2 separate regions of the Homo sapiens genome follow, and region 2 is linked to region 1. A link is a loop called in an ENCODE intact Hi-C map of the cell type or tissue named here. Cell type or tissue: GM12878. All regions are shown on one strand. Links, peaks and the distances in the headings refer to the core of each region. The heading gives the core; the rest is flanking DNA.

What was found. Hi-C counts contacts between places; a loop is a spot of excess contacts. Peaks named below come from ENCODE experiments on the same cell type or tissue, not always from the same donor. Only the 100,000 strongest peaks of a DNase experiment are listed, where the experiment ranks them.
Region 2: it touches region 1 in a loop (2.3-fold over the local background); 12 of 110 quality-filtered maps call a loop at or near these places.

The regions. Positions count from the first base shown.
Region 1 is chr5:37,309,008-37,326,220 of GRCh38, reverse strand. NUP155 (nucleoporin 155) reads left to right here. Exons shown (of 35, transcript NM_153485.3): 19 at 254-320; 20 at 2,114-2,229; 21 at 8,136-8,233; 22 at 11,893-12,023; 23 at 15,478-15,669; 24 at 16,954-17,092. Among named protein-coding and RNA genes, the nearest start is that of NUP155, 53 kb to the left of the region's middle. In GM12878, for the core only: no CTCF peak of the experiment used is centred there; a DNase peak (open chromatin) is centred at 8,277.
Region 2 is chr5:37,039,142-37,048,701 of GRCh38, reverse strand. NIPBL (NIPBL cohesin loading factor) reads right to left here. Exons shown (of 47, transcript NM_133433.4): 35 at 4,215-4,355; 36 at 3,973-4,066; 37 at 3,105-3,259; 38 at 2,503-2,593; 39 at 27-200. Among named protein-coding and RNA genes, the nearest start is that of NIPBL, 170 kb to the right of the region's middle. In GM12878, for the core only: a CTCF peak has its summit at 4,830 (motif pointing left); no DNase peak of the experiment used is centred there.

The DNA.
Region 1 (17,213 bases), core at 3,764-11,763:
TTCCTGTTTACAATTTATTATACAGAGCCTTTTGATTTTTCTTCAGTAATATTTCATTATCTGAAAAACTTAGGTACATCAGGTATGAAAATTTTCTAGTATTCCACTCTTCTAGATAGCTTAGTAAAATGTTAAATGAAACCACTGCAAGTTTTAAAAACTGAATAAAGCCATTAAGTTCCTAGAGAAAGAAATTTATTGTAATTGTTTTTATTCATTTACAGCACAATCATTAAAACTTTTTTTTTTCCAGAAACATTTGGGATGCAAGCTTAGTTGTGGAGAGAATATTCAAGAGTGGCAACAGAGAGATCACTGCAGTAAGTGTGTATAATATTATTTTGTTATTTTTGTGTAGCCAGTTGATGGTATAAATGGTTAGATTGTTTCACATTTCCTGATATTACACAAATAAGATGGCAAAGGTTATTTTTTTTTTTTTTTTTTTTTTTGAGACAGAGTCCTGCTCTGTCTCCCAGGCTGGAGTGCAGTGGCCCAGTCTCAGCTTACTGCAACCTCTGCCCTCTGGGGTCAAGCGATCCTCCCACCTCAGCCTCCTGAGTACCTGGGATTACAGGTGTGCGCCACCATGCCTGGCTAATTTTTGTAGTTTTTGTAGAGATAGGGTTTCACCATGTTGCCCAGGCCAGTCTCAAACTCCTAGACTCAAGCAAACCACCTGCCTTGGCTTCCCAAAGTGCTAAGATTACAGGCAGGGGGCCTCAGCGCCTGGCGGGTTATTCTTTTATGTATATGTTTGCATTCTTGGACAACAAACTGCTTACCTTCAGGTTTAAATCTCATCTCTAACATTGATTAACTGTCTGAATATGAGTAAATTACTTAACATTTCAGAGCCTGATACCTCATGGTAAAAGAAGGGGCGTAGTATATCTCCCTCATAAGGTTGTCATGAGGGATAACTCAAGCAACTTAATATTGCTCAAATTTTACTATGTAATACTTTGACATATATATGAACGAAAACTCCATGGACCCAGCACTAATTTCTATGAATTGGCATACTTTACAGACTGCTTTTTGCTCTTGTTGCCCAAGCTGGAGTGCAGTGGCACAGTTTCACTCTTGTTGCCCAAGCTGGTGTGCAATGGCATTATCTCGGCCCATCGTAACCCCTGCCTCCTGGGTTCAAGCGATTCTTCTGCCACAGCCTCACGAGTAGCTGGGATTACAGGTGCGCGCCACCATGCCCAGCTGATTTTTTGTATTTTTAGTAGAAACAGTGTTTTACTATGTTAGCCAGGCTGGTCTCGAACTCCTGACCTCAAATGATCCGCCCACCTCGGCCTCCACTGAGAATACAGGCGTGAGCCACCACGCCCAGTCCAAATATATTTTTAATTGTGAGGCTCTTAAAGTTCATGAGTTGGGCACAGTGGCCCGTGCCTGTAACCACAATGCTTTGGAAGGCTTGAGCCCAGGAGTTCAGGACCAGCCAGGGCAACGCGGCCAGATGCCTTTTCTATAAAATAAAATAAGATTAAAATTAGTCAGATATGTGGTGGCATGTGCTGGTACTTCCAGCTAATTGGGAAGGAGGGTCACTTGAACTTAGGAAGTCAAGGCTGCAGTAAGATATGATCCGCGCCACTACACTCCCAGGCAACAACAAGACGCTGTCTCTCAAAAAAAAAAAAGTTCAAGTTTCTAAGAATAAGAGTGTATTTGCCTAACACAGTATATGATTCCATATATATATATGGAAGTCTAAAAACTTGTAAAATTAATCTATGTTGATAGGAGTAAGAAAAGTAGTTACCTCAGAGGTGGGATGACTAATGGCTACAAAGGAACATAGGAAACTTTCTTTGGTGTTGGAAATTTCTGTATTGTGGTCTGGGTGATGACTATACAAAAATATATAAAAGTAATCAAGATGTTTTCTTAGTATTTGTATTTTATTGTATGTTAGTTATGCATCAGTGTTACTGGCAGGAGAGGAAGTGTGTAGGTATACTTTATTCGGATCAACAGGTGTGAATTGATACAAGAAATAACTATAGAGATACTCATTTCAAAATTAAAATTGTTTATATTATAGCTATACAGAGGGTGTGTTTTTAAACTTTTGAAAAATCTTTCATTTTTACAGATTGAAAGTAGTGTTCCCTGCCAACTGCTAGAGTCAGTGCTACAAGAACTAAAGGGTTTGCAGGAATTTCTAGACAGAAACTCCCAGTTTGCAGGAGGACCATTAGGAAATCCAAAGTAAGAATAAATAGGGTTTATTAATTCATCTTTTTCTTTTCGTTGTATTTTTTGTTGAGATGATTTACATACTACAAAGTTGGTCCTTTTAAAGTGTGCAGTTTAGTATTTTTTAGTGTATCTACAAGGTTATGCAACCATCACCACTATCTAATTTTAGAACATTTTCATCACAGCAATAAGAAACTCTTGTGCCCATGACCAGCCATTATTATTCATGGACCTTCCCCCAGTCCCTGGCAACCACTAATCTACTTTCTGTCTCCACAGATCTGCCTTTTCTGACTATTTATATAAATATTATATTTTATATATTACATAAGATACACAATATATAAATATATTATATGAATATATGTAAATGGAATGTTTATAGAAATATAGTTATATAAATGGAATATTTATAGAAATATAGTTATATAAATGGAATATAGAAATATTTATATGAATGGAATATTTATAGACATATTTATATACATGGAATCTTTATAGAAATATTTATATAAATGGAAGTATGCAACAGATAACCTTTGGTGTCTGTTTCTTTCCCCAAGCATGTTTTCAAGGTTTGATTGTTGTAGCATGTATTACTACTTGTCTCATTTCTCAGTTTATCAGTTGATAGATATTTGGGTTGTTTCAGCTTTTTGGCTAATAAGAATGCTGATATGAGCATTCCTGTACAAGTTTTTGTGTGGACATGTGTTTAGACGGACTCTTGCTCTGTCACCCGTGCTGGAGTACGAAGGCTCCAACTTGGCTCACAGCAACCTCCGCCTCCCAGGTTCAAGCAATTCTCCTGCCTCAGCCTCCCAAGTAGCTTAGATTACAGATGTGCACCACCATGCCCAGCTAATTCTTCTTTGTATTTTCAGCGGAGACGGGGTTTCACCATGTTGACCAGGCTGGTCTTGAACTCCTGACCTCATCATCCACTGGCCTCAGCCTCCCAAAGTTCTGGGATTACAGGCGTGAGCCACCATGCCCGACCAAGAGTGGACATTTGGGTTTTTTTTTTGAGACGGAGTTTCGCTCTTGTCGCCCAGGCTGGAGTGCAATGGTGCAATCTCGGCTCACTGCAACCTCCACCTCCTAGGTTCAAGCGATTCTCCTGCCTCAGCCTCCTGAGTAGCTGGGGTTACAGGCGCCTGCCACCATGCCCAGCTAATTTTTCTATTTGTAGTAGAAATGGAGTTTCACTATGTTGGCCAGGCTGGTCTCAAACTCCTGACCACCTTCAGGTGATCCACCATGCCCAGCAATAATGGATTTTTTTTTTTTTTTTGAGACAGAGTCTCGCTCTGTCGCCCAGCCTGGAGTGCAGTGGTGCGGTCTCAGCTCACTGCAACCTCCGCCTCCCGGGTTCATGCCATTCTCCTGCCTCAGCCTCCCGAGTAGCTGGGACTACAGGCGCTTGCCACCACACCCAGCTAATTCTTTGTATTTTTAGTAGAGACTGGGTTTCACCGTGTTAGCCAGGATGGTCTCGATCTCCTGACCTCGTGATCCGCCCGCCTCGGCCTCCCAAAGTGCTGAGATTACAGGCGTGAGCCACCGCGCCCAGCCAAGAATGGATATTTTTAAGCCTCTAATATAATACGGACTTTTTGTTGAAAAATAATAATCACATGGCATTGGGGGAGTCACATCACTCCTTAGAATTGTTAACGAGGTATTACAGTATAATCTTTTTAAAGCATATGTAGGCCAGGCAGAGTGGCTCACACCTATAATCCCAACACTTTGGAAAGCCAAGGCAGGAGGATTGCTTGAAGCCAGGAGTTCGAGACCAGCCTGGGCAATATAGGAGACCTTGTCACTACAAAAACACATAAATAGGCCGGGCGTGATGGCTGATGCCTGTAATCCCAGTACTTTGGGAGGCTGAGGCAGGCGGATCACCTGAGGTCGGGATTTCAAGACCAGCCTGACCAACATGGAAAAACCCGTCTCTACTAAAAATACAAAACTAGCCAGGTGTGGTGGCACATGCCTGTAATCCCAGCTACTAGCTAGGCTGAGGCAGGCGAATCACTTAAACCTGGGAGGCGGAGGTTGCGGTGAGCCCAGATCGTGCCATTGCACTCCAGCCTGGGCAACAAGAGTGAAACTCTGTCTCAAAAAAAAATATCATAAATAAATAATAAAGCATACATAAATATACACTTCTTTAAAAGCAAAAACAGAGTCTAAGTAAGTACACTTTTATATAACATTATTCATACTTTGTGTGTGTGTGTGTATACATATATATATATATTCCCCTGCCCCTGCCGAGGCAGAGTCTTGCTCTGTTGCCCAGGCTGGAGTGCAGTGGTGCAATCTCAGCTCACTGCAACCTCTGCCTCCTGGGCTCAAGCAGTTCTTCTGCCTCAGCCTCCCGAGTAGCTGGGATTACATGCATGTGCCACCAAGCCTGGCTAATTTTTGTATTTTTAGTAGAGATGGGGTTTCACCATGTTGCCCAGGATGGTCTCGATCTCTTGACTTCGTGCTCCGCCCGCCTCAGCCTCCCAAAGTGCTGGGATTACAGGGGTGAGCCACCGCGCCTGGCCTGTCTTTATCTTTTAAGCAGGAGAATTTACCTCCTTCCCATTTTATTGGAATTAGTTAAATGTGGTTTATTGTTTTGGTTTGGTTTTTTTGGAGACAGAGTCTTGCTTTGTCGCCCAGGCTGCAATGCAGTGGTGCAATCTCAGCTCACTGCAACCTCCAACTCCCTGGCTCAAGCGATTCTCCTGCCTCACCCTTCCAAGTAGCTGAGACTACAGCCCCACACCACCATGCCTGGCTAATTTTTCTATTTGTAGCAGAGACAGGGTTTTGCCATGTTGGCAAGGCTGATCTTGAACTCTTGACCTCAGATAATCCACCTTCAGCCTCCCAAAGTTCTGGGATTACAGGAGTGAGCCACTGCATCTGGTCTAGTTAAATGTTTGATTTTTTTCTCCCCATCCTGAATTTGTGCTTTTTGTTTATTTTCTTCCCTTTCCCATTTCCTTATTGTATTGGATTGATCAGGCCTCTCTCTACCTTAAACACCAATTAAGAAGTTCTACATATGATTTTTCTTCCTCTGTTAGTCTTAAATTCTGACAGACATGCATCTCAGTCAGCATTAATAATTTAACAAACTCTATTACATTTTGTTTCCTTGCCTTCTACTGCCATCCCTCTCCCTCCAAATTATCTGGAATTTTACTTGTCAGATGTTTTTAGTTTGTTTGGTTTTTTTTCTAACATTATGGTCTTTTGTTAATTGAATTTTACCATTACATCTGCAATTATATGTAAATTTTCTAATCTACTTCTAATTTCTCTTAATTACTCATTTATCTTTACAGTTTTTAGCAGGATGTTTTTTTCATTGATGTTTCTTGAATTGTCACAGAAGCAGTTCTGTCATCTGCAAACAGAGATAGTTTCATCTTTTCCATCTTTTCTTGTCTAGCTCTACTTGCTTTCTCCTCTCTGCACAAGGTAATCTCTCTCTCTCTCTTTTTCTTTTTAATTGAGACAGAGTTTCACTCTTATTACCTAGGCTGGAGTGCGATGGCATGATCCTCGGCTCACCGCAACCTCCGCCTCCCGGGTTCAAGCGATGCTCCTGCCTCAGCCTCCTGAGTAGCTGGGATTACAGGCATGAGCCACCACGCCCAGCTAATTTTGTATTTTTAGTAGAGACGGGGTTTCTCCTTGTTGGTCAGGCTGGTCTCAATCTCCCAACCTCAGGTTATCCACCCGCCTCAGCCTCCCAAAGTGCTGGGATTACAGGCATGAGCCGCTGCGCCCTGCCACTTATCTCTGTCTGTCTTTTCTCTTTTTTTTTCTTTTTTAGGCAATCTTGCTCTGTCATTGAGGCTGGAGTGCAGTGATGTGATCATTATTCCCTGCAATCTCAGACTCAGCCGCCTGAGTAGCTGGGGCTACAGGCATGTGCTGCCACACCTGGCTGATTTTTTCTTATTTTTCTCAGAGATAGGGTCTCACTGTGTTGCCCAGGCTGGTCTAAAACTCTTGGCCTCAAGTTATGCTCCCTCCTTAGCTTCCCAAAGTGCTGGGATTACAGGCATGACCCACTGCATCCACCCTTACTTGAGGTGTTTTTTGGTTTTCTTTTTTGAGACTGGTCTCACTCTGTTGCCCAGGCCGGAGTGCAGTGGCATGATCACGGCTCACCGCAACTTTGACCTCCCAGCTTCAAGTGATCCTCCCACCTCAGCCTCCTGAGTAGTTGGGACTACAGGCACATGCTACCATGCTCAGCTAATTTTTTTATTTCACATTTTGTAGAGACAAGTTCTCACTGTTTTGCCCACGTTGATCTTGCACTCCTGGGCTTAGGTGATCCTCCTGTCTTGGCCTCAAAAAATGCTGGGATTTTAGGCATGAGCCATCCGCACTCAGCCCTTATTGAATATGTTTAACATATTCATATATTTAACATATTGAATATGCTTACCATATTCAATAAGTGAGTTTGTCAAATGTATTTACTGCATTTTACAGAGATGATCATATCATTTTCCCCCTTACCTTTAACAATAGAGTTAATACATGTCCTAATTTCGACCAACCCTTGGATTCCTATAACATTAGTTTCATTGACTATGGAAATTTTTTAAACAGATTTTTGAGATCTACTTTACATACCACTAAATTTACTCATTTTGAATGTTCAGTTCAGTGACTTTTAGTAAATTCATAGAATTGTGCAACCATCACCACAGTCCAGTTTTAGCACACTTCCATTATCTAGGAGACATACCTCATGTCCATTAGCAGTCACTTTCCATTCCCACTTCTTAGCCCCAGACACTTACTGATCTGCTCTATCTCTGTAGATGTGCCTATTCTTGACATGTCATATAAACAGAATCATACTGTGTGGTCTTTGAGTCTGGCTTCTTTCACTTAGTGTGTTTTGGGGGCTCATGTTTGAGATTTATGTGGTAGGATGTATTCATGCTTTGTTCGTTTTTATTGCCCAATGAATGTGGGATTTTAAGATCATAGACCATTTCTCAGATCTTCGTATACATTTTGCACCATTTTCTTCCCAAAGTTTAATGTTGTAGATGAAAAAGTACATTATCTGTATGATTCTCCTTCCTTTGTAAGTGACTTAGTGTTTACTTTGAAATTTTTTTGTGTTTTTTTCTTTTTGTTACCGAAATTCAAAAGTCACATGATGTCTTTAGGTATATCTTCTTTACAGCTCTCAGTGAGCCTTAAGAATGAACGTCTTGGCTTTGATCAGTTTTCTTCTCTCGTTTTTTATGTATTGTGATACACATTGAATATCCCTTATCCGAACTGTTTGGAACCAGAAGTGTTTTGGCTTTCACGTTTTTTTTGATTTTTAAATATTTGCATTATACTTAGGTTGAGCACCCCATTCCGAAAATTTGAAATCGAAATTGCTCCAGTGCGCATTTCCTTTGAGCATCATGCTGATGTGCAAAACGTTTCAGATTTGGGGACATTTCAGATGTTAGTTTTTTTTTTTATTAGGGATACTCAATCTATGTTTCTTCTGTCCCATTCTCTTTGGAGAATCATATTAACTCTTTTGTATCTAGCTTGTTTCTTCTCTTCCGTAATTTCCTTCCTTCCTTTCTCTCCTTTACCCCCTCTTTTTACTTGATCTTTTTTTTTCTACAGGTTAGGAAAATTTATAGCTGATGTTCTCAGTCATTTAATTGATTTAATCTCAGTCATTTTAAGTAGCATCTGTTTAGTCTGTGTCATAAATTTTTTCTGGCCATCAGCCCTTCTGGTGTTGGTTGCCCAACCTTCTGAATTATTTAAAAAAAGTAAACATATTAAATGTTTGAATTGTACTGTATGTGTTATATCTCAATAAAGCTGTTATAAACACACACATTCTGCAATTTCTGTTTCAGTACTACTGCTAAAGTGCAGCAGAGGCTGATAGGATTCATGCGTCCTGAAAACGGAAATCCCCAGCAAATGCAACAGGAACTGCAGAGGAAGTTTCATGGTAAATTATTGCTTCTCATCAGTTAAGCGTACATGACCTCAGTAAAATTTTATTACTTGAATAGAAAACAATGGACTTTCTTAGTAAGATGTACTTTGTACACAAATATTTGTAATTAAAATATCAGTGTAATTGGGTCCGGGGTGGTGGCTCACACCTGTAATACCAGCACTTTGGAAGGCTGAGTTGGGAGGATCACCTCTTCCTGGGAGGCAGAGGTTGCAGTGAGCTGAGATCATGCCACTGCACTCCAGCCTGGGTGACAGAGTGAGAACCTGCCTCAAAAAAAAAAAAAAAAAGTGTGATTGGGAAAGTAGGATAATATGGATATTAATATGGATATTGTATATTTCCCTATCTCTTTTAGCATATACATTTTTGTTCCTTCCTCCACCAGAAAACATGATACACACCTATTTCATTATGTTTTTTTTATTGTGGTGAAATATATATATACCATAAAATTTACCATTTTTACTTTTTATTTGTTTATGTTTCTGAGACAGAGTTTCACTCTTGTTTCCCAGGCTGGAGTGCAATGGCGTGATCTTGGCTCACTGCAACCTCTGCCTCCTGGGTTCAAGAAATTCTTCTGCCTCAGCCTCCCGAGTAGCTGGGATTAGAGGCATGTGCCACCACGCCCGGCTAATTTTGTATTTTCAGAAGAGACGGGGTTCTTTATGTTGGTCAGGCTGGTCTCGAACTTCCAACCTCAGGTGATCCCGTCCGCCTCGGCCTCCCAAAGTGCTGGGATTACAGATGTGAGCCACCGTGCCCAGCCCCATTTTTACTTTATTTTATTTATTTATTTATTTTTTTGAGACAGAGTCTCACTCTGTCGCCCAGGCTGGAGTGCAGTGGCATGATCTCGGCTCACTGCAAGCTCCACCTCCCGGGTTCACTCCATTCTCCTGCCTCAGCCTTCTGAGTAGCTGGGACTACAGGCGCCCGCCACCACACCTGGCTAATTTTTTTTTTTTGTATTTTTAGTAGAGACAGGGTTTCACCGTGTTTAAGCAGGATGATCTCAATCTCCTGACCTCATGATCCGCCCACCTCAGCCTCCCAAAGTGCTGGGATTACAGGCAAGAGCCACTGCGCCTGGCCCGTTTTTACTGTTTTTAAGTGTACAGTTCAGTGGCATTCAGTATATTCATTTTATGTACCCATTACCAGCATCTATCTCCAGAACTTTTGTCATCTTCCCCAAAAATGTCACTCTGGGCTGGGCGCAGTGGCTCTCACCTGTAATCCCAGCACTTTGGGAGGCCATGGCAGGTGGATCACCTGAGGTCAGGAGTTCAAGACCAGCCTGGCCAACATGTTGAAACCCCATCTCTACCAAAAATACAAAAATTAGCCAGGCGTGGTGGCGGGCACCTGTAATCCCAGCTGCTCGGGAGGCCGAGGCAAGAGAATCACTTGAACCCAGCAGGCGGAGGTTGCAGTGAGCCGAATTTGTGCCATTGCACCCTAGCCTGGGCAACAAGAGCAAGACTCTGTCTTAAAAAAAATAAACACCAAAAGTCACTCTGTACCCATGAAATAATAACCCCCCATTTTTTTCCCCTATCCTAGGTCCCTGGCAACCACCATTCTACTTTCTGTCTCTTGAATTTTACAACTCTGGGTACCCTATTAGGATGAAATCAAATTTTACATTTTGTGGCAGGCTTATGTCACTTAGCATACTGTCCTCGAGGTTCATCCATGTTGTAACGTGTCAGAATTTCCTTCCTTTTTAAGACTGAGTAATTTCTATTGTGTATATGTGCATATGTGCACATATACCACATTTCCTTTATCCATTCATCTGTTGATGGACACTGAGTTACTTCCGTTTTTTGGCTATCGTGAATAATGCTGCTATTAACATGGGTGAACAAATACAAATTAAAGCCTCTGCTTTCAGTTCTTTTGGGTATATACCCAGAAGTGGAATTGCTATATCATATGGTAATTCTATTACTAATTTTTTTGATGAACTGCCATACTGTTTCATAGCAGCTACTGCATTTTATGTTTATGTTTATCTTTATTTCTTTTTGAGACGGAGTTTCACTCTTGTCTCCCAGGCTGGAGTGCAATGGTGCGATCTCAGCTCACTGCAGCCTCCACCTCCCAGGTTCAAGCAATTCTGCCTCAGCCTCCCGAGTAGCTGTGGTTACAGGCATGTGTCACCACACCCAGCTAATTTTTTTATTTTTAGTATAGTTGGGGTTTCACCATGTTGGCCAGGCTGGTCTTGAACTCCTGACCTCAGGTGATCCACCCACTTCGGCCTCCCAAAGTGGTAGGATTACAGGCGTGAGCCACTGCGCCTGGCCAGCCACAGCATTTTATACTTCTAGTAGCAATGCACAAGGGTTCCAATTTCTTCACATCTTTGCCAACATTTGTCATTTTTCTGTCCTTTTATATATAGCCATCCTAATGAACATGGAATGGCATCTCATTGGGATTTTGATTTGCATTTCCCTAATGATTAGTAATATGCCTTTTTATAGAGCTAAAAATATGAATCAAATATTTCATTGTGCTTTTTATCAATTATAAGTAGTAACAAGTAAGGAAAGAGCAAGGCAACTGAAAAGTTCTCATAATCTTCAGTTATTCCAGATACAAGTTAGAACAATAATAAGTTATTGCATGAACTTTTTGTGCCATTTAATTTTTTCTAAGTTCTTTTGCCTTCCATTGTTAGGGTTAGAGTTACTTTTTCTGGCCGTGATAGAACTTTCTGGTTTGTTTGTTTTGAGATGGAGTCTCGCTTTTTCGCCGAGGCTGGAGTGCATTGGCACAATCTTGGCTTACTGCAACCTCTACCTCCCAGGTCCAAGCGATTCTCCTGCCTCAGCCTCTCAAGTAGCTGGGATCACAGGCGTGTGCCACCACACCCATCTAGTTTTTGTGTTTTCAGTAGAGATGAGGTTTTGCCACTTTGGCCAGGCCGGTCTTGAACTCATGACCTCAGGTGATCCGCCCAACTCGGCCTCCCAAAGTGCTGGGATTACTTGCGTGAGCCACCACGCCTGGCCAGTAGAACTTTCTCAGTTAACACTCAACCATTTACTTTTGTCCCAAGTTACTTTCTTCCCTACTGAGGACCCTAGGTTTCTATTCATCATTTTGTAAATTCTTTTTTACTATCTTTTAAATTTTTTGTCTCTCTTTTATTTTTTTGGAGATGGAGTCTTGCTCTGTCGCCCAGGCTCCGCCTCCTGGGTTCACGCCATTCTCCTGCCTCAGCCTCCCAAGTAGCTGGGACTACAGGCACCCGCCATCCCCCCCACCAGCTAATTTTTTATGTTTTTAGTAGAGACCGAGTTTTACCGTGTTAGCCAGGACGGTCTCGATCTCCTGACCTCATGATCCACCTGCCTCGGCCTCCCAAAGTGCTGGGATTACAGGCGTGAGCCACCGCGCCCAGCCACACAGCAATATTTTCATGGTTTATGTGTACCTACACAAACACAGAAGCATATATATATACACACACGGAGAAGATAATAACATAAATACTACTGATTATCATGGTTGCCTGTAATGGGGGCTAGGAAGAAAACAACAGGGATTTCAACCTTAACTACAGTTTTTATTTGAAATAAAGCAACTTAACCTATGTTATTTTATAATAATTTATTTTGTTTTCTCATTAGAGGCTCAACTAAGTGAAAAGATTTCACTTCAGGCAATTCAGCAGTTGGTTCGAAAATCATATCAGGCTCTGGCTTTATGGAAACTTCTTTGTGAACATCAATTCACTATCATTGTGGCAGAACTTCAGAAGGTAATTTTTTTTATTTTTTTATGATTATACCATTAATACTATGTTTGGATTTTTTGGATGAGTATTTTGGCTTTGGAGGGGATTATTTTGGGAAGCATTTAAGTTATGATGAAGTTAGTATGTTATGGGAAGATGGCACAAAAAAAGCGTACCAACTTGGGGGACCTATTTTTTCAAAGCCGCAAGTTTTTACTTGTGGGTATGTGAATGAAGTCATACTTTACAAAACATATTTTTTAAAACAGTGGACTTTACCCTTTATTTGAGCTACAGGTTCTTCTGAGAATCTGATAAAAGCTATCTCTCACTACCCTTAAAGAAATGCATATCGACATGGACACACAGACTTTTGCTTATAATTTCAAAGGGCCCAACAACCTAAATTAAATACTCTTGACTGGGCACCATGCCTCACGCCTGTGATCCCAACACTTTGGTAGGCTGAGGCAGGAGGATCACTTGAGCCTAGGAATTCAAGACTATCCTGGGCAAGATGTCAGGACCCATCTCTACTAAAAATAAAAAATAAATTAGTCAAGTGTGGTGGCACATGCCTGTAGTCCCAGCTACTTGGGAGGCTGAAGTGGGAGGAGCACTTGAGCCTGGGAGGTTGAGGCGCCACTTAGCCATGATGGTGCCACTGCACCCCAGCCTGGGTGACAGAGTGAGACCCTGTCTCTCTCTGTCTCTCTCACACACACACACACACACACACACACACACATATACACCACTCCTACTTCATTTTATGTTTTCTTTTTTTTTTTTTTAAGAGATGGAGTCTCACTCTGTCGCCCAGGCTGCAGTTGTGCAATCTCGGCTCGCTGCAACCTCCACCTCCCGGGTTCTAGCAATTCTCCTGCCTCAGCCTCCTGAGTAGCTGGGATTACAGGTGCATGCCACCACGCCCAGCTAATTTTTTGTATTTTAGTAGAGACGGGGTTTCACCGTGTTGCCCAGGGTGATCTCGAACTCCTGAGCTCAGGTAATCCACCCGCCTCAGCCACCCAAAATGCTAGGATTACAGACGTGACCCACCATGCCCGGCAACTGCTCCTACTTTAAAGGAAGATATTTATCACTGTAGGAAATAAATGGTTCATATTTCTTTTGATGTTCACATTTGAATCCTTTCTAAGGATAAGGATAATCAACATTAATCTAAATGTTAGATAGAATATATAGAGGAAATTTATTCCTACCTTTTATTTAATTGTGAGCATTTCTAAACGTATACAAAAGTAGAGCAAAAACTGTAACTCCCATATACATTTGACTCATTCAGCATTTTCAAGATACTGTGTTTCTAAAAAAAATAGACAGTTCCTTGAACAACAACAATGTCATGATCAGTTACCAGTTTTTCTTGAGACAGTGTCTCGCTCTGTCACCCAGGCTGGAGTGCAGTGGCATGATCACGGCTCACTGCACCCTTGACCTCTCTGGACTCCAGTGATTCTCCTACTTTAGCCTCCCGAGTAGCTGGTACTATAGGCACGCACCACTACGCCTAGCTAATTTTTGTATTTTTTTGTGGAGATGGGGTTTCACCGTATCTCCTAGGCTGGATAGTTACCAATATTAACTGTCAATATTTGATAGCAAAATCTGTCTTAAAAATGTCTTTTTACAGATTGGTTCATTCAAATCAGGATCTAAACAGTTTAAGGGGTTTGCTCATGGAATTTGTTTTTCTCTTTCATCTGTTTCAGTCTAAAGCAGTCTTTCCTTCTTTTTCTTTTCCTTGCTGTTGCCTTGTAGAAATCCAGTCATCCATCCAGTAGAATGTCCAGCATTCTAAGGACATTCTAAGGCTTTTTTTTTTTTAATCCTCTTTGTAGCGAGCTTCTTCCTCTATCTCCTGCATTTTCTATAAAATGAAAGTTTATTATATAGGCTTGATTCAGTTCAGGTCCTTTTTTGAGGAAGAATAGAATACTTCATAGGTAGTGGTTTATTCATCAGACTGTTAGAAGATACAAAAGGTTTCGTTGTCCTTCTTTTAGTTATACTAAGATAAATTGCTGGATTCAAGTAGTAAGCCTAATACTGCCATTGTGGAATTCTCCATCAGATTTTAATCATCCATTGATAATCATTGCTGGAATTTATTATTTCATTTAGGATTACAAAAGGGTAATATTTATTTATTTGTTTGTTTGTTTTTTATTTTTTTTGAGACAGTGTCTCATTCTGTCACCCAGGCTGGAGTGCTGTGGAGCAATCTGAGATCACTGTAACCTCCACCTCCCGGGTACAAGCAGTTCTCCTGCCTCAGCTTCCCGAGTAGCTGGGACTACAGGCATGTGCCACAACGCCTGGCTGATTTTTGTAGTTTTAGTAAGAGACCGGGTTTCGCCATGTTGGCCAGGCTGGTGTTGAACTCCTGACGTCAGGTGATCTACCTGCCTTGGCCTCCCAAAGTGCTGGGATTACAGGCATGAGCCACCATGCCCGGCCAAAAGGATAATATTTTAAATCTGTGATTCCTTCCCCAGTTACTAGCTGCAATTCTGTAAAAAAAAAAAAAAAAATTCTTTTTCCTTGTCCTGTATGGATATTTCATTACTCTGAAACACTTACTTTTTGACTCTCGTATACCATTTTTCAACGTTGGAAGGCAGTCTCCTCATTCTTTCCACTAGTGTCCAATGAATAGTGTGGCTTTTGTTGGTGGTTTTGTTTCTTTTAAATACATACTGTTTTTTATTTTTAAAAATTCAAGCTAATATATTTAATTATGAAACTTATCTTTTTCATACCAAGTAGAATAATAATTTTGAGTTTTATAGAGTGATAAATATATTGTAGGTAGGTTTTTATCCTGGGTATGTTTTTGTGATCCATCTTCAAAGCTCTCTTCCTTACATCACCAATGGCATGCTCAATGAATGCAAATTAAAGATTTGTTCAAGAATTTTAACACAGTTTGGGTATTTCCTTGAATTTAGAAAAAAGAGATAGCAGTCACATCACTAACAGAATCTTTTACTATAGTATAAATCAATACTTTAGAGCTTCATTTGGACAAGCAGATTTGTTCACAATACAGATTAAACTCCAATATTATTATAAGGCCTAGAATAATGGAATTCTAACAGTGTTTAGGAAGGAGTAATATGTAAGCCCAAGATTTTCAAATATAGCCAAGTGATTGTTTTTTCCATTTTATAACCAAAGCCAGGAGATCTGACTCTAGTTTTGGCTCTACTTAAGCTTTACTTTTCTCATTTGGAAAGTGAGAGTTTTGGACTAGATCTACTGTAGGTTCTTTTCCAACTCTCTATGATTTTATGTAAGTTCGCAAAAATTTGTTTCTACTAATTAGTATATTTTCGCTTTTCAATTATAGAGTCTATTAATATTTAGGTTATTTTAATTTATTAAAATAATTTCATTATGTTTAGAAATATGGTATTTCTATAATTGTGATAGAAAAGTTTTATGCTCCTAGGAACTTCAAGAGCAGCTGAAGATCACCACCTTTAAAGATCTTGTAATCAGGGACAAAGAACTCACAGGGGCATTAATTGCTTCTCTTATCAACTGCTACATCAGAGATAATGCCGCTGTTGATGGCATTAGTTTACATTTACAGGATATCTGCCCACTTCTATATAGCACTGATGATGCAATTTGTTCTAAGGTATGATACTTTATTACCTATTTCATTGTTTGTTATAAGAGGTATCATGTATGATGAACCATCTTGTTTCACTTAATATAGGACCTCAGTCAGTTAGATCTCTTAACCTCTCCTAGCCTCAGAATCCTCATCTAAGAAAGGGGTTGGAATATGTGGCTTCTTAAAACCAGTGTATACTCTTTTAAGCTTAGCTTTTCTTTTTAAAAATATTTTTATTTATTTATTTGACACAGGGTTTCACTCTGTTGCTTAGGCTGTAGTGCAGTGCTGTGATCATAGCTCACAGCAGCTTCTAAGTCCTAGACTCAAGCAGGCCTCTCATGTAGCTAGGGGCTACGGGTGTGCACCACTACACCCAGCCAATTTTTTTGTTTTTTATAGAGACAAGTTCTGATTTGTTGCACAGGCTGGTCTTGAACTCTTGGCTTCAAGTGATCCTCCTGCCTCAGCCTCCCATAGTGCTGGGATTATAAGTGTGAGCCACCATGCCCAGCCCTCCTTTAAGTTTTTCATAAAGAATATTCTCTCTTTTTTTTTAAGACTGAGTACGATCTCAGCTCACTGCAACCTCCACCTCCCAGGTTCAAGTGATTCTCCTGCCTCGGCCTCCCAAATAGCTGGGATTACAGGTGTGCACCATCACACCTGGCTAATTTTTTATATTTTTGGTAGAGACAGGATTTCACCATGTTGTCTAGGCTGGTTTTGAACTCCTGACCTCCGCCTGCCTCAGCCTTGCAAAGTGTTGGGATTATAGACATGAGCCTCTGCGCCTGGCCCATAAAGAATCTTTGATAGTGTTTCTAGGCCATATTAAAAAACCAAAGGTGAGAAATTAAGAAAAATCACTAAATTTAGAAATTAAGGAAATTTAGGGGATAATTTATCTCCTTAGCTTAAGGAAAAGTACTAAAACTTCAAGTAAATCTTTTAGTGAATTAGAGTTAATGGGGGCATTTTTATTGATCCTTTCCTACAGGTGGAAAAAATAAATAAATCAGTGTCACATGGACTGCCTGCTGCCCAATAATGTATTGACTAGGCAAGAGAATTACCAGACAAAAGTTCTCTTGCTTAACATATTTGGGAGAGGAATTAAGAATAGCTAGGAATCTTTGGTCAAAAACTTTTCTGCCTAAAATTAAGAAGTAAGTTTGTAGAGTTGTTTTCATTTTAATGGTAATAACCATATATAAATTTAGACATAGACTAAAACTTAGTTGACAGCATCATCTGTCTGCTTGATTTTATATATTTTTAAGTTCTTGTTATCTCCTCTTCTAGGCAAATGAGCTTCTCCAGCGTTCCCGACAAGTTCAAAATAAGACTGAAAAAGAAAGAATGTTAAGGGAATCATTAAAGGAATATCAAAAAATTAGCAATCAAGTGGACCTTTCCAATGTTTGTGCTCAGTATAGACAAGGTGAGAAATAAAATGTTTCTTGTATCTTTTACTCAACTCAAAAGACAAACAATAGTGTATGAATGAAGCAAGCTAATGATGAAAAGCCACTTTCCAGATGCAAATCTTCTTTCAGCATCAG
Region 2 (9,560 bases), core at 1,074-9,073, 270 kb after region 1:
AAATTTAAAAATATATTTTCACTTACAGTCTCTATCTGCCTGCTGCATACGTGTATCTTCTTCTTGTAGGTAGGTCTGGAGGTTTTTTAACACTTGTATTTTTAAATTGACTGAGGAGTTCTTATCAGATAAAATATTATTATATAGATTCTTCACTTCTTGCTCGAACATTAGACTTGGATGCTGAATAAAGGCAAATCCTATGGGAGAGGGGAAAAATCTCATCATATATTCATATTAAAATTAAATAAAACATTTAATAAATATGTTAATAAATTATATAAACGGCTCCTTATTTCAAAAAATTAAAACTTAAAATGACTGGAAGAATATGCTGGTGGCCTTACCTAGAGAAGCATTAGAGCAGGTACTTCTTTCCCCATGAATTAAAAACAAGAAATTGCATTTCAAAGGAGAATTTCACACAAGAGGAAACCTTGAGGAGGGAGCAGGGCCTAGTGGCTAGGGGAGTGGATTAGGAGTCAGGAGTCTTGGGTTCTATTCCTGGCTCCACCACTGACTTGTAGTGTGACCTTGGGTGAGTCACATAATCTCTCTGTGCCTCAATTCTCCATCTGTAAAATGGGGATAATAATATTTACCACCCACCTACCTCACAGGGATGTTTTCAGGATTTAAGAAATAATGTCTGCAAACATTTTTCAGATCCCCAGCAGAAGGTACTACATTGACATTATTTTAAAAAAAAAATTAAAATATATTCATTTGATGAAACAATATAATAAACCAGAGCTAAAAATATCTTCCATTTCTTTTTCATATGGCATTATAATAAGGCCACAATGCTGAATCCTATAACCACGGGTTAATAAGTAGCAATATATCATCCATGTTTATTTGTATATAATGTTTATTTGAGGAAAAAATGAAGATCTCTGATGATAGCAAGTATTATTGGTAACAAACAACAAACTAAACTCAAAGCATAGAGTGATCAGATAACTAGCCCAAGGTCACTCAGGATAACTATGGCCCAGGCAAGATGTCTTTTATTAACTGGTCTAGAGGCAATATTTTCTGAATAGCGCTGCTTAAGTTAAAACTTCATCTTTTTGTACTCTGAAATACTTGTAACACTATTAGTTTTGCCACTCCGTATAAATTATGTCCAGACTGAATATCTGAAGGTACACATTGGCTTGAAGTTAATATTGCATCAATTTAACTCCTTAGTAAATGATGTCTGAATTTTTACTCTATGTGCTATATGTAATTTTCAAAAAGGGATGGAGGAGGAATAAAATGATAAGGTTTCAATTTATTTACAGAAATCATAAACATGATTTAATAAGGTATGGGTAAGTTAGAATCTTTTCTTACTCATTTTTGTTCAAAAGACTAATATAAATAACTACTCATGCAGATTAAAGTATAAACCTTAATCATAACACCAAAATAAAATTTCCAAATAAGTTTTTAATCTCATTGGGTAGCTTTACGTGTACAGTCATTGCTCGGTATCCATGGGGGATTGGCTCCAGAACCTCCCAGGGATACCAAAATCCGTGGATTCTCAAGTCCCTGATATAAAATGGGGTAGTATTTGCATATAATCTACTCATATCCTCTCGTATACTTTAAATCTTCTCTAGATTATTTATATCTAATACAATGTAAATGCTATGTAAATTGCTGTTGTATTGTTTAGAGAATAATAACAAAAAAAGTCTGTACATATTTAGTACAGGTGTAATTTTTTTTTCTCAGTATTTTTGATCCTTGGTGGTTAAATCCACAGATGTGAAACCCATGGATATGGAAGGCCAACTGTATTTGTACCAAAAAAAACAACAACAAAAACCAAAAACCTGGACAGACTGTTCTTGTATTTTTTTGAAGTGCATTCAATTCAGGTACTTTAATGCCATTCACCTCCTATTTCCTCATATTCTAATTCCTTCCTAGATATAAGCCACATAGACCTGCCTAACAATTGCAAAACATGTTTTTATTACATCAATCCTTCCTGGAAAAACATTATAAAACAGGTATATATCCAAATTGTTCCTTCTGGGTTGCTTACTATTTGCTTTTATATAAATAAGTCAGTGTAGACTGATCATTGTTTTAACCAGATGTGGCAGCTTCCTGTAGTGACAAAGCTTTGCAATGAAAAAGAACAATTAAAAAAATGCAAAGAGCACAGAATTCTTCTATATTATTTTTCTTTATCAAAGGGCTTTAATAAATGTTCTTAAGATACCCTATGGAGGAGGGGTAGAAGAAAGTATTGTTATCTCTATTTTACTAATGAAGAAACTGATGAACAGACAAATGGCTTGCTCAAGGTTACCCAGGAAGTCAATGGCCATGACAAGAATGCAACCCAGTTGTTTTAATCCTCAGACCTACATTCTATACACCAAATCCTACTGCTAATAGAAACATATTAAAGTAAATCAACAATTTAGATTCACAATATTTAAAAATATGCTCTATCCCTCTCAAATAGCTACAAATTATAAAGAAATTTAGACTTACCTAGACCAATGATAGCTTTTGTTTGTACTTCTTCATCTGAGTGTTTTGTAAAATACATCAATAGTTCAAGTACTTTATCTTTTATGTTAACCTAAGGGGAGGAAAACACATTAAAGTGTTCATGAACAGTAACTTAGATTAATTTTCAACTATAAAGGAAAAAAATACCTTAAAACAATGAGAATTTGTGTGAACTTTATTAAAAAAATAAGTAACCAATTCCATTTATTTTAGAACAGTGGCATTCAAAGTATCAGTCTGTGACAAAGAAGCTTGTTTCGGAATGTAAATCAGTGCATTGTTTCCTTCATTGAAAAAAATTTTTTTTAAAAAGTCAGCTGTTGATGTCAACAGTGTGCTACTGTTACAAAACTGATATAACTTGTCAGGGAAATTTCATTATCTGGTTACACACCAGTAACAAAAAGTTGATGGATTAGCAGCCAGTCTGAGGACCACGTTTTGAGCAGCACTGTTTTCAGAATTTTCATTAAACCAGACTACTCTAATGTTGCCTTCATCCTGGGTCACTACTGTCATTCTCAGATCACAGTGCCATATAGCTCTATGTTTTATAGCATTTTAAGTATTACTACCTTTACCTTGCTGTTGCCTTTAAAATCTTCCAGATCAAAATCAAAATGCCGACATAGTGCTCCAACGGTGAAAAGGGATCTAAGAAGTGCTGGTTTGTTTGTTAGAAGTGAAGTGTTATTTGGGTCCTCTTGGTGTTGACTTTTTAATTTTGAAATGGCACCTAATAAAGATAAGTAATATTTACTTATAATATTTATCTTTGAATTACTAAGTTCAAGTAATTACTACTAATGAATTACAATTTTTTTTTTGAGATGGAGTCTCACTGTCACCCAGGCTGGAGTGCAGTGACATGATCTTGGCTCACTGCAACCTCCGCCTCCCGTGTTCAAGTGATTCTCCTGCCTCAGCTTCCCAAGTAGCTGGGATTACAGTCGTGTGCCACCACGCCTGGCAAATTTTTGTATTTTTAGTAGAGAGACGGGGTTTCACCATGTTGGCCAGGCTGATCTCGAACTCCCGACCTCAGGTAATCCACCCGCCGTGGCCTCCCAAAGTGCTGGGATTACAGGCATGAGCCACTGTCCCCAGCCAATTAATTTTTACTAATGGTTCTAAATATTAAATATGTCTAGAATTATGAGAGTGCTCTTCAGAGTCTAAACTAATGTAAGAAAATTTAAATTTTACTTTTCACAGTGCGCAAAAAATTTACCAATCTTTACTTATCAGGAGATAAATTTCTGAAGTAATCACAGTGGGTTCTTCAGGAAATACAAAAGACACTAGAAAATATTGTTTCTGAGAGGACCACGGTGGATAATCACACCTCATAATTTCCTCGAGTCTAGCCTTTTATCAAATGTGTTTAAAATGAGCTGACCCCCTGCAGGACCTAGCAGAATAATTTTAAAACCCTGGTATTGAACTTACCATAGTATCTATTGAAACAAGCCCACACAAATTTAAAATTTTGTGTCACTTTATTTACAACAGCTCCAAGACAGCTCACACAATGTTGCACTACCTAAAAGATATAGAAAATGTTTAGATAAAAGTTAAAAATATACTATTTTAAAAACTTAGCTTTTTACAAATATTTGCTTTAAAAATTTTAATAAAATACATTAGAACTTTACACTAATGAATAAAGAAATGGTAAACTGAGTGCTTACAGTCATGCCATATTTGATGATGAGCTTCATTAGATCTTCCTCAATAGTGGCAAGAAAAGTTTCACTTGGATGCTCCATCAGTGGTACAACTAGCTCTAGGATTTTTGCAACATTGCAGATAACCATGAAATCATTTTGCGTCTATAAGAATAAAATTAATGCTTTATGAATATCCAAAACCTGAAAAGAAACTATATACAGCTTTACGTATTTGGGGGCAGAAATAGGGCATTTTGCACGTAAAGGTCCAGTTAAAAAAAAAAGTCTGTTAGAGTTTTTTTTTCAAGGTATGGAAGGAGAAGCACCAGCATGTCAGGAATATGTACCGACAACTAACTTACCAAAATGTGACTTTGGGGTCACTTAATCACAATGTTATATTTTTTCCCTAAAATGTAACACAAGTCAATTCTAAACAAAGGTATTTACATATTGACAGCATTATACAAAGACTGGTACAGTTTTTACGATTAGTATTTTCCAAACTGTGTATGTTAACCCAGTAGTTCTCAATCAGGAATAAGCTTCTTCCCCCGTATCCTGACACAGGAGTATTTGGCAGTATCTGGAGACATTTTTGGTTGTCACAATGGGAGCCACTACTGGCATCTAGTGGATAGAGGCCAGGGATGCTGCTTAACAACCTGCAATGCACAGAACAATCCTTGACAACAAAGAATCATCTAGTCCTGTCAATAGTGCTGAGGTTGAGAAACCCTGTGTTAAAATTTTCTATGACAGATAAACATGTAGAATCCCAGAACCAGGCAGAAGGCTTCTTTACTTCTAAGAAACACAGTCTTGCTCAATTGCCCAGGTTGGAGTGCAGTGGCACAATCACAGCTCAATGCAATCCTGCTCCTGAGCTTGAGCGATTTTCCTGACAGTCTCTCGAGTAGCTAGGACTACAGGCGCATAATACCACACCCGGTTAATTTTTTAATTGTCTTTTTTTTTTTTTGAGACAGAGTCTTGCTCTGTTGCCCAGGCTGGAGTGCAGTGGCATGATCTTGGCTCACTGCAACCTCTGCCTCCCGGGTTCAAGCAACCCCCTGACTCAGCCACCCGAGTAGCTGGGATTACAGGCGCCCACCACCATGCCTGGCTAATTTTTGTATTTTTAGTAGAGACGGGGTTTCACCATCTTGGCCAGGCTGGTCTAGGACTCACGACCTCGTGATCCACCTGCCTCGGCCTCCCAAAGTGCTGGGATTACAGGTGTGAGAAACTGCGTCCGGCCTTAATTTTCATTTTTGTAGAGACAGGGTCTCACTATGTTGCGCAGGCTGGTTTTGAATTCCTGGCCTCAAGTGATCCTCCTGCCTTGGCCACCCAAAGTACTGGGATTACAGGTGTGGGCCACCATGCTCAGCCTAGGACTTCTTTATTTTAAATTTAAATGTGTTATTTCTTTGATTAGAAAAACTAATAAGCATGTTTAAAAAAACAGGTAGAGACTTTTTAAAAAAAACCAAAAGGTAGAAAAGGATTTACAATAAAAAGTCTTGTTTCTATCTATCCTCCAGCCACCCAGTTCATTTCCCCAAAGGCAATCAAAGTTATATGTGTGTGTGTGTGTGTGTGTGTGCGCGCGTGTGTGTAGTAAGGCTTTCAATGCATGTTTTTAATCTAGTTTTTTTTTTTCCTTTCTTTTTTTTTTTTGAGACGGAGTCTCGCTCTGTCATCCAGGCTGGAATGCAGTGGCGCGATCTTGGCTCACTGCAACCTCCGCCTCCTGAGTTCAAGTGATTCTCCTCAGCCTCCAGAGTAGCTGGAGGCATGGAAGGAGAAGCACCAGCATGTCGGGAATATGGATCGACAACTAGCCTGCCACCACGCCTGGCTAATTTTTGTATTTTTAGTAGAGATGGGGTTTCACCATATTGGCCAGGCTGGTCTTAAACTCCACACTTTGTGATCTGCCTGCCTCGGCCTCCCAAAGTGCTGGGATTACAGGTGTGAGCCATCATGTCCAGCCTTAATCTAGTTTTTAAGCTACTAATCCTCATTGTTAGTAATGGATTACCGGCATAGATTTTGGACTTTTTTTTTTGACACAGAGCCTCGTTCTGTCACCCAGGCGGAAGTGCAGTAGCACAGTCTCGGCTCACTGCAACCTCCGCCTCCAAGGTTCAAGCGATTCTCCTGCTTTAGCCTGTCGAGGAGCTGGGACTATAGGTGCGCACCACCATGCTTGGCTAATTTTTGTATTTTTAGTAGAGACAGGGTTTCACCATGCTGGCCAGGCTGGTCTTGAACTCCTGACCTCGTGATCCGCCTGCCTCGGCCTCCCAAAGTGCTGGGATTACAGGCGTGAGCCACCGTGCCCAGCCCATTTTGGACTTTTTGAGTGCATTAACACACTAGTTAAAAACATTCCCACCACTTGGCTTGTAGGAGTATTAATTACAAAAAAAAGAAATTCCCACATCATATTCATCCTTCCTTTTAGGATCCCCACAGGATTAAAAAGAAAAGATAAATTCTTTTTAAGTAGCATAGAAATCCTGTTGTTTCCCATAATGAGTTAAAGTGGGTCTAGGGATAGAAGAATTTTTGTTGGGTAAGATATTCATTTGAGAACCAGTGCTAGCATTTTACTTAAAAAAAAAAAAAATGTAGTGGCTGGGCACAGTGGCTCACGCCTATAATCCCGGCTCTTTGGGAGGCCACAGTAGGCAGATCACTTGAGGCCCGGAGTTCAAGACCAGCCTGGCCAACATGGCAATTCCCTGTCTCTACTAAAAATACAAAAATTAGCCGGGTGTGGTGGTGCACACCTGTAAAATCCCAGCTACTTGGGTGGCTAAGGCATGAGAATCGCTTGAACCTGGGAGGCGAAGGTTGCAGTCAGCCAGAAGTGCAGGACTGTACTCCAGCCTGGGCAACAGAGCAAGACTGTGTCTTAAAAAAAAAAGAAATAGGCCGGGCACAGTGGCTCATGCCTGTAATCCCAGTACTTTGGGAGGCCAAGGCGGGGCAGATCAATAAGGTCTGGAGTTCAAGACCAGTCTGGCCAACATAGTGAAACCCCGTCTCTACTAAAAATACAAAAAATTAGCCAGGTGTGGTGGTGTGCACCTGTAATCTCAGCTACTTGGGAGGCTGAGGAAGGAGAATCGCTTGAAGCCAGGAGGCAGAGGTTGCAGTGAGCCAAGATTGCACCATTGCACTCCAGCCTGGGTGACAGTGTGAGCCTCAGTCTCAAAAAAAAAAAAAAAAAAAAAAAAAAAAACCACCACATAACAACAAAAAAGTAGCATTTTCTGAACCTTCCCTTAACATCCTGGCCTGGAAAATCAAGTAAAAGAAATATCTTAAATTCTAGAAGAAAAATTTAAAGAAAGATGGAAACCATTAAGTAAAAGAGCAACAGAACAGAATAGGAAAAAATATTTGTAATGAATATACTATAAGATGGTTTAATATCTAAAATAAAGAGCTCTCCTAAAAAAAAAAGCCTATTATTCAAAGGTAAAATGAACGAATGATATGAAAATGATATAAATAGTGAATTAACAGAAAAGCAAGCCCCACTGGTCAGTACCAAGAAAAGATGCTCAACCTTCTTTGCAGTCAGGGAAGGAAACTGAAGCAATAATGAATTATTCCTTACCACCTGTTAGACTGGCAAAGAATACTAAATAATGACAATGATTGTCACATACAGCTTTCCAAAAGGTTGTATAAAACACATCCACTGCAAAATGGCAAGATCAATTAAAAATGAACACCAAAATAACCATTGTTTCAACCTAGCAAGTCCACTTCTCAGAAACTGTTCCAACAAAATAAAGTCACCAGTACTTAGGTATTTAAATTGGAATGTTTATTTAAAAATTGTTTGTAGTGGTGATCCAAAGGAAATATGTAAACACCTGCCAAATAGGGAAATGATTAAATAAATCATAGGACATCCATAAAATGGATAATATATAGCCATCTAAAACAAGGAATTAGATATATACCAGGTAATGTGAGATTACCAAATATGCCTAACAAATATCTATATAATATGATTCAATTTTTACAAAACCCGGTCAACCATTTATATATACCTCTGTGTCCACAACTATAAAAGTATGTTAAGGATACTCTAAGATGTTTATTCTGAAGGGAAGATGAATAAAGATGGAGATAGGATATAAAAACAAAAATCAAAACCACAAAACATTAAGAAAAAGTTTACCATGTATGAGATACTCTTATTTATATACAACTTTATATTTGTGTACATACATACATAAAAAATGCACAAGACATTTTAAAAGTGATTTTGTTTTAAAAAAATCACTGGTTCAAAATCATGCAAGGACTATTTATGATATAAATAATATATAACAGGTTTCATTATAGTCCAGACTCTACTGGCAGACATGGGGCTGAATTCTAACTTTGGGACTGCTTAGCTCTGTGACATTGGGCCAGTTATTTATATTCTTTAAGCTTTCATTTCCTTATCTGTAAAACTGAGATCATAATAGTACTTACTTCACAAAGTTAATGAGATAATACATGTAAAATTTTCACAGTGCTTGGTACTGTGCTAAAAAATTATTAGCTATTATTAGCCACAATTATTAAACAATTTATTTCTGGATCTAATACGAACCCTAAAGATAGAATTAGTGTCTCAGAAGTAAATGCATGTTGTTTTTAGGTATTTATTATCCTTTACTACTCTCCTCAGTTCTTAAAGTTTTCTCAGGAAGTCCTGAGGTTTTCACCTAGAGCTTGTAATTTGGATAATCAAAAAAACTGACCACAGCAGCAAAACAAATGCAGCAGAGAAACAGTTAAAATTAGCTCCTTAGGAACATTAGGAACACAGTATGTGAGAAACCTTTATATTTGTTAAGTTTTTAGAGTATTTTAAAATTTCAAATTTTTAGCAGTTACTTATACTCTTTAAGCTTCAGTTTCCTTATCTGTAAAACAGAGATAATAGTACCTACTTCATAAAGCAAATGACATTATACATGTAAACCACGTAACTCACTATGCTGTCATATATACTTTAAAATCTTTATTTGATGGATAATTTTACTTAAGCAATGTCTTACTACTCACACCTTATTTTAGAAAAACATAGTGTATGTTAATATTAACAGCCTAACATCTCTGGTATGATATTATAGATTTTCCATATTTAATATATTGTTCTATTATAAAAATAAAATATATTTATAAAATATAAAAAATTAAAAAAGACTGTATGAAAAATATAAAGCATATCAACAATTTCCTTAGGTGCCATAAATGGACCTCTGTTAGAGGCTACTGGCTCTCAATTTTGGAGAATGACCGAGGTTGACTACTGTTCCTTATTAATGTGCATTAGATGGG